Linked DNA regions of Homo sapiens: all the other regions are linked to region 1. A link is a loop called in an ENCODE intact Hi-C map of the cell type or tissue named here. Cell type or tissue: left lung. All regions are shown on one strand. Region 1 overlaps ACADL (acyl-CoA dehydrogenase long chain). Region 2 overlaps KANSL1L (KAT8 regulatory NSL complex subunit 1 like). Region 3 overlaps UNC80 (unc-80 subunit of NALCN channel complex).

The links. Hi-C counts contacts between places; a loop is a spot of excess contacts. Peaks named below come from ENCODE experiments on the same cell type or tissue, not always from the same donor. Only the 100,000 strongest peaks of a DNase experiment are listed, where the experiment ranks them.
Region 2: a loop joins it to region 1, with 3 times the contacts of the local background. A loop is called at or near these places in 75 of 110 quality-filtered maps.
Region 3: a loop joins it to region 1, with 9 times the contacts of the local background. A loop is called at or near these places in 108 of 110 quality-filtered maps.

What each region holds. Positions count from the first base shown.
Region 1 is chr2:210,197,839-210,200,338 of GRCh38, reverse strand. The region is part of intron 8 of ACADL (acyl-CoA dehydrogenase long chain); the gene reads left to right. Among named protein-coding and RNA genes, the nearest start is that of ACADL, 26 kb to the left of the region's middle. In left lung, a CTCF peak has its summit at 959 (motif pointing right); no DNase peak of the experiment used is centred here; H3K27ac peaks cover 820 bases.
Region 2 is chr2:210,071,679-210,074,178 of GRCh38, reverse strand. All of the region lies in intron 6 of KANSL1L (KAT8 regulatory NSL complex subunit 1 like), which reads left to right. Among named protein-coding and RNA genes, the nearest start is that of KANSL1L-AS1, 43 kb to the right of the region's middle. In left lung, a CTCF peak has its summit at 1,130 (motif pointing left); no DNase peak of the experiment used is centred here.
Region 3 is chr2:209,976,239-209,978,738 of GRCh38, reverse strand. It overlaps UNC80 (unc-80 subunit of NALCN channel complex), which reads right to left. Exons shown (of 65, transcript NM_001371986.1): 57 at 2,436-2,500; 58 at 1,661-1,826; 59 at 31-210. Among named protein-coding and RNA genes, the nearest start is that of RPE, 25 kb to the left of the region's middle. In left lung, CTCF peaks have their summits at 761 and 962; no DNase peak of the experiment used is centred here.

The DNA of each region.
Region 1 (2,500 bases):
CAAAATATCAATAATTTCCCATTGAGAAAAACTGACATATATGATTTTTTCCTTTTTGGTTCACTGAACAAATATATATTGATTGCCTCCTAAGGGTAATGTGTTCAACTGTAATTTGATGGGTGTAACTCTAGAAACACATACTACGCTCCTGGCAATATGAAGGAAGTGTTACCACTTGATATCACTCTGATTTTCTCAACTGTACCCAAAGTGGAATGAGTATCATTTGCTTCTGAAATCCAACCACCACCACTTAAACATCAAAAATGTTTACTAAAACACTTATACCAAGGCCAGGCATAGTGGCTCACACCTGTAATCCCAGCACGTTGGGAGGCCTAGGCAGGCAGATTGCTTGAGCCCAGGACTTTGAGACCAACCTGGACAACGTGGCAAAACCTCATCTCTACAAAAAATACAAAAATTAGCCAGGTGTGGTGGTGTGTGTCTGTAGTCTCAGCTACTCAAGAGGCTAAGGTGGGAGGATCGCTTGAGCCCTGGAGGCAGATGTTGCAGTGAGCTGAGATCTCACTATTGTACTCTAGCCTGAGTGACATAGCAAGACCCTGTCTCCCTGCTCCCCACAAAAATGAATACAAAAACAAAAATATACCTTTAGCCTTATTTTGGCTAAAGGTATAACAGTTGAACCAAAAGACATGTTTCCATTCCTTTGGAAATCTACATTTCCTGTGTTTATGAACTTAATACTAGATTACAACAAGGATGACTATATTATTACCCAGATTGCCTGAATGGCTCAGAAGGCATGTAATTTGACATTTAACCATGAAGGAAATAGGAAAGTGGTCCATATTGTTTTCTCATAGGGGAAAAATATTCTTTTAAAATATATATTTATTGTATTTTAATAGCAAAAAATAAATAACTTTAATCATTCCTTTTTAAAGAAGTATCATTTTATTGTTGCCTTCTTTCAAAGTTAGTTCCCTAAACTTTCAGTAGGTGGCAGTAGCATTCTACTTCCACAGGTCACATTATTGATAGCTAGTAGTATTGTTTTCCAAGTAAGTTTATATGTTCTGAGATTTCTGAGATATGTCTTCTGATCTTCCTATTTTATCTAAATAAATATATTTGAATAATATTTTCATATTTCAAGCTAGGAGTATATTCAGAGATGATGAATAACCGATACTGTACATACCTATACCTTGTATTCAAGAGCTGGGTACACTATGGATCTAGTTATTCAATTGAAATAGAAGAGCTTTAAATGTTACAATATACTTGGCCACATGTCATTTTATAACTATATAACTATTCAGTTTCCATTCTCTTTGTTATCCTTGAATTTTGGACATTTTGGGGCTTTCTGACCAGTTGAAATGCATGTCACAAAATTTATTTTCTTTTTAGAATAGAAACCTACGTATGGATGTAGCAATAATTATTAGGATTTTTAAAATCTATGCTCTCCATAGTTTATGTCGATCTTATGGTTTTTTGCGGAATAGACAATAAAACAGTAAAATCCAGATGTTAAATAATAATGGATATTATTGCTTGACTGCTCCCTATCTGCCAGACACTGCTAAGTGAATGGTCTCATTCTTTTTCTTCACAAATCTATATAAGTATTTTAATTATTTTTATTTTACAGTTAAGGAAATTAAGGTATAGAGAGGTTAAGTAACTTGCCCCAAATTACACATATATTCTAATTCCAGAACCTACACTCTTTACCTATATACTGTTATTACTGCCCAGAAGTGCAAAGCAGATGGGCCTTTTTTCTTTTCCTATTTCCTTCACTCAGTGGGCAACGAAGTGAAAATGGAATGTTTTTTCTAATCTAATGAGAGCTCTTGGTTAGTCATTTCCTGTGTGGTATGTGTTCTTAATTCTAAGGGCATAAAGAATTAGGGAGAGGAATAGAGAGGAAAAAAATAATACTTCTTCTTGACATGTGTCTAAAATGGGAATATCCAGTTTTTAAGACCTTGAGCATGGGACTAATTAACTATCAAATAGCAAACCTAGTGTGTTTCATTTTATATTTTAACCATAATATGTGAGAGCAACTGATGCTGTTGTTTAAATGAATACTGGGCTAGATAACCTCTCCAAGGTGTTCTCCATTTCCATAATTCTAAGAATTCTGTCATTCAGAACTCTGAAAAAGACTCCATCCAGCCCACTTAGTAACTTCAGAATAATTTTTAATGCTAGCTGCAGTATTATTTATTAACAAATATAAATGACTTAAAAATACTGCTATGACCTTGTCGATCATTCACTAAGAGCACTTGACTAGTAATGTGTGGTCTAATTTTTAGTTGCCTTTGATTAGAGGATGATTTCAGAAAGCATAATGCAGTGTCTGCAGTGAAAAGCAAAGACCAAATCTGTTTAGTAACGCTCAACCCAATGGCAAGAATATGTAAATATTTAATCTTTTTATCCTCAGAGAGTAAATTATGTACTCTTGGAGACATTATTCTCTCAGACCTCTGGACTTCACTGAATGCACTGA
Region 2 (2,500 bases), 130 kb after region 1:
CCTCAGCTTATCTCCCATATTGTCACCCCAATAATTATTTACCTTTCTAAACTTAATTTAAATGTCATTTCTCTCAGGAAGCCTTCCTTGACATGCCCAGAATGGTATATATATTGTTATAGCACCCTGTTTTAACCTTGCTGAGCTGGAATTTATTATACTATTTTATAATCATTTCTTTTCTGACTTTTCAGAAAAAAGTGTGTTATGTTTTCAGAGAATAGGGGCTGTATCTTTTTATTTCCAGATCTGCAGGGCCTTGAAGAGTACCTGTCTGATAGAATGTGCTCAGTAAATAATTGTTTAATGTGTTAAAGAATTAACGAAGTGGAACATAGGAAAATATTTAAAAGGCAATAGAGAATTGGAACTGTGTGTGTGTGTGTGTGTGTGTGTGTGTGTGTTTGTGTGTTTCCTAGATTTGCCTACTGCAGTGGTCTAGAATAGTGATATTCCATATCCCATAGAACTTTCTTTTTTTTCTTTATGGAAAGTCTTGAGAACCATAGAACTTTCTGTAATGATTCAAATGCTCTATAAATCTATACTGTCCAATATGGTAGCTCCTAGACACATGTAGCTATTGAGCACATGAAACATGGCTTATGTAATTGAGGAACTGAGTTTTTTTTTTCTTTTCCATTTTTTTTTTTAGACATCTCGCTATGTTGCCCAGGCTGGTCTTGAACTCCTGGGCTCAAGTGATCCTCCTGCCTTAGCCTCCCAAAGTGCTGGGATTACAGGTGTGAGCTACTGTGCCCATCCTGAATATTTAATTTATTTTGTTTTTATTTTAATTTAAGTAGCCACACATGGGTAATTGCTACCAAACTGGACAGCACAGATGTAGACTCAGACTTATCCTGATAAGTAATCAGTATGTCTGGAACTCATATTTTGTTTTCTAATACCATTTCCTACTAAAAGGAATCGGGGATTTCTGGAGAAATGGCTGGTCTCCAGGGCTGGGGAAGAAAAGGTATGATTATCCTGGAACATCGTAATGTTAACAGAAAGCAAGGAAGTGTTTAAAAAAATGATAAAGACATGTTGAAAGAACACAGAAGCTAGCTTGAAGAGGCCCCTAGTGGCCAAATCTAGGACTATTTGGCATCAAAATAAATAAGGACAATATTGAACCATTGAAAAAATAGGAACTCATGAGTCCATACTGATGATAGATAAATTGGTGAAAAGGAAAACTTTTCCATATGCTAGGATGCTGATTAATAAATGTGGAATAAACAGTCAAATTAGAGAATCATTTTGCAATCATCATAGTAAAGATTGATTGGACAAGAATCATTAATGGGTATAACTCTGGGGTCAGGATTGAGGAGAGGTTTGATGAGGAACAAGATTTGCATGATCTTAAAGCAGGGGTCCCCAGTCCCCTGGTCACAGACCAGTACTGGTCCGTGGCATGTTAGAAATAGGTCACACAGCAGGAGGTGAGCAGCAGCTGAGCGAGCATTACCGCCTGAGCTCTGCCTCCTGTCAGATCAGTGGCGGGAACTCACGGGAACTCAAACCCTATTGTGAACTGTGCATCTGAGGTATGTAGGTTGTGTGCTCCTTATGAGAATCTAAAGCCTGATGATTTGAAGTGGAACAGTTTCATCCTGAAACCATCTCCCCATCTCCTACACCCCCAATCTCCTGTCTGTGGAAAAATTGCTTTACATGAAACTGGTCCCTGTTGCCAAAAAAGTTGGGGACTGCTGTCTTAAAGTGCCTCCTGCCAGTTGCCAGGGGGCATATAGTAACTATATATACAGAAACAAACAATACTTTGCCTGAGTGATCAAAACTACTGTCACCTGTGAGGGAGGATAACACTGTGTAGTATTCTGACTAGAAATGTATAACCTGAATTTAATCATGAGTAAATATCAGACAAAGCCAAAATCAGACATACAGTATTAAAAAACAACTGGCCAGTATTCTTTTAAAAATGTCAATGTCATGAAAGCCAAGAAAGGCTAAGGACTTGTTTTAGATTGAAAGAGACACTAAAAAGATACATGACAACTAAATGAATATATGATCTAGAGCAGAATTCTTTTCAAGGGAAAAAAAATTATTGGGACAATTGAGGAAACTAGACTATTGATGGTAGATTAGACAAAATATTTTATTAATGTTGAATTCCCTGAATATTATTGTTTTTGCAGTTATGTAAGAAAATATCCTTATTCTATGAAATACACATTGAAATATTAAGGGTAAAATGGCTAAGGCATCCATTGTATATAATAAATAAACTTCCCTTCTGGAATGGTACCAGCCATGTGCAACCAAAAAGAGAGGGGAGTGAAATATTTAAAATATTGAAAAGCAAAAACAAACGCTGTAGTGGGCAGAATTGTGTCTCCCCACCACCACCCTGAAAGATATGTCTATGTCCTAACTCCTGGTTCCTAGGAATGTAACTGTTATGGGTTGAACTGTGTCCCTAAGAACTCTTATATTGACGTTCTAACAGCTAGCACCTTAGAAT
Region 3 (2,500 bases), 220 kb after region 1:
CTACTGCCCAGATTCTCTGGAATGACCTACTTTCCTCATCTTCCTCATCAGTCCGACTCAGGGTGTCCTGCGAAGCCTGCTGGGATGGCTCACTGTCCTGCTCCCAGACAGTGCCCGTGCCCGTGTTAGAGCGGGACATGGTGGCCAAGCTCAGGCGGTAAGCAGAGGTGGAGGTGCCCACGGTACTGATGGATGTCTTGCCTTGGTAGGCTAGAGGATGCGAGAGACCAAAGGAAATGCATGGTGAGAATCTTAAATGTCCACTTCAAAGTCCTCCCTGACCACTTGTATTTTTTAGGAAAGGTTAGTTAAATAATGTGTCCCAGACAAATGATCTTTATAACAAAGTTGCAAATGAAAGTGGGGATTTTTTATTTTAAAGAATCAATATTGGCCACTGATATAATTAAATAGTTCCCTTGCCAGAACATAACATCTGTAACAATATTAAATGCTTTGACATTGTTGCCTTTCTTATTGGTTTTCTATTTTATTTTCCAAGGTTGGTAGGATGCAAATTAAATTTGACCTGAATTGTAGCTTCCAACTTGGCAATTTTTACTAAGAAATATATCTTATCTGACACAAGCATATCAAAGTAATAAATAAGTTGTCTGATGTGAACCCCGCGATGCATAATCAAAACTGTTCTTATTCTCATTTTCTGGAAATTACAACCTATAAAATATCCCTCAGTTCTATGTCAGGTTATTTTATTACAAAGTAGAATATTTGAATGATAATGTGTAAACTTCACCAGGATTATACCTGTCAATTTTTTGTTTTTACCACATTGTCTGCAAAGAACAATAAAAGCTTTCAAAAGAAAGCAAATAACCCTTCCCTCCCACAAAAAAGAAAACCTATCACATATTACATTTTACTTGTGGGTAATGACTGCCCTCTAATGGCAAATAATGATTTATTTTCCTTCCTCAGTAATTTGCTGCTAATACATAGTTATAAGAAAGAAAGCAATGTACTCTCAAAGAATACCTTTAGAATAATGTAAAGAAAGTACCTCCTAGTTTGCCAGCTCTAAGGGAATCCTTCCCCTTCCAATGTGTGAAAAGTTAAAGTTAAAGGCTTTATAAATCAATCACAGAGATCTGGCTGAAAAATCCCCTTACAATAATCACTTTCTATGTGACAGTAGTAAGTTATTTACTTGTAAATTATTTATCTATTTTCTACTGTGTCTGTTTCCTCATTTTTTACAGGGACTTTCAATTATATACCTTGAAGGTATTTGTATAGATTAAAGGAAATAATCTACCATAAAATAGAAGCTCAATAAATGAATGTCCCCCTTCTCTTTTTCCAAAAGGAAATAAAGGTAATGATTTAAACCATTTTTCTTCCAATTAAATACTCAAGAAAGAGATTAACTACTAAAATGAAGATTAAAAAATATATAGAAAAGGAAAACTAAATTCTTATGATATCCTTTTGATTTCTATTTTGTTACTGACAAAAGAGGAAGTCAAATCTAGTGGTGGTCAAATGGCTAACTTATTAGAAATGGTCAAATCTAACAGTGTACCAAAATGGCTAACATATTCATAGTTCCAAAAAGTGTGGTGACCTGGACAGAGGGATTCTTTGTAGGCTGTGAGTTCCATTAGTCAAACAAATTCACAACACTCTCATGCACACTCACCTGATCCACTATGAACTGCCTCTTTTAGAATTTTTAGTTCACTGTTGAACTCAGCAATGAGCGAGCTCTTACACAAAGGGCGTGGTATGAAGCGCCGCTCCAGCTGGTCGGCAATATGTTGCCGGGCGGAAAGCTCTTCATGATTCTCTGCTGGTTGGGCCAGCAGCTGAAAGGAAGGCATAACATTCTCAGGGCCTCAATTTTCCATCCATAAAATGGGCTAATTGCTGTACCTATTTCATTGTTGTGAGGAATAAATAAGGTAATGCATGTGATGTTCCTAGAACGGCACTTTACACAGGAAGTGCTTAATAATTACATCGTTTTAAATCACTGCCCTAAGAAACTGAGGCATGAAAAGACCAAGTGTAGATGGGTACCGAGGGTCTTGGAGGAAAAACATACGTTAAGTATCCTATGTTTTTCTTATGTTTATTTAAAATCAGATCTCAGTCATGTCACTGAAGATAGAAGATTCTCCAAACTATTCCACTGGACCAATCTTTTGGGTGGGTAGAGTGGGGGATGATTAGTAGGGAGCGGGCAAAGTTTTACAGACTCCAACAAAGCTCTTACTGTGAAGGCATTTCTAGTGTGAAATTTTTATCCTCTGGAATATATTTTTGGGCGGTTTTCTCATCAAGCATGGTATTAACAGGCCCTACTAACTGGCAACAGTAGGTACCATGAGCACTCCTGCCATATTCCTGCCTCAGTAGAGAGCCACACATTCATTTGAGCTTGCCACTTTCAGGAGGAGAAGCACACACCACACCTTGCACTGGATGAAAGGGCGCAAAAGCACAAAGATGGGTATTCGGGTCCGCACGATGAAGTCGA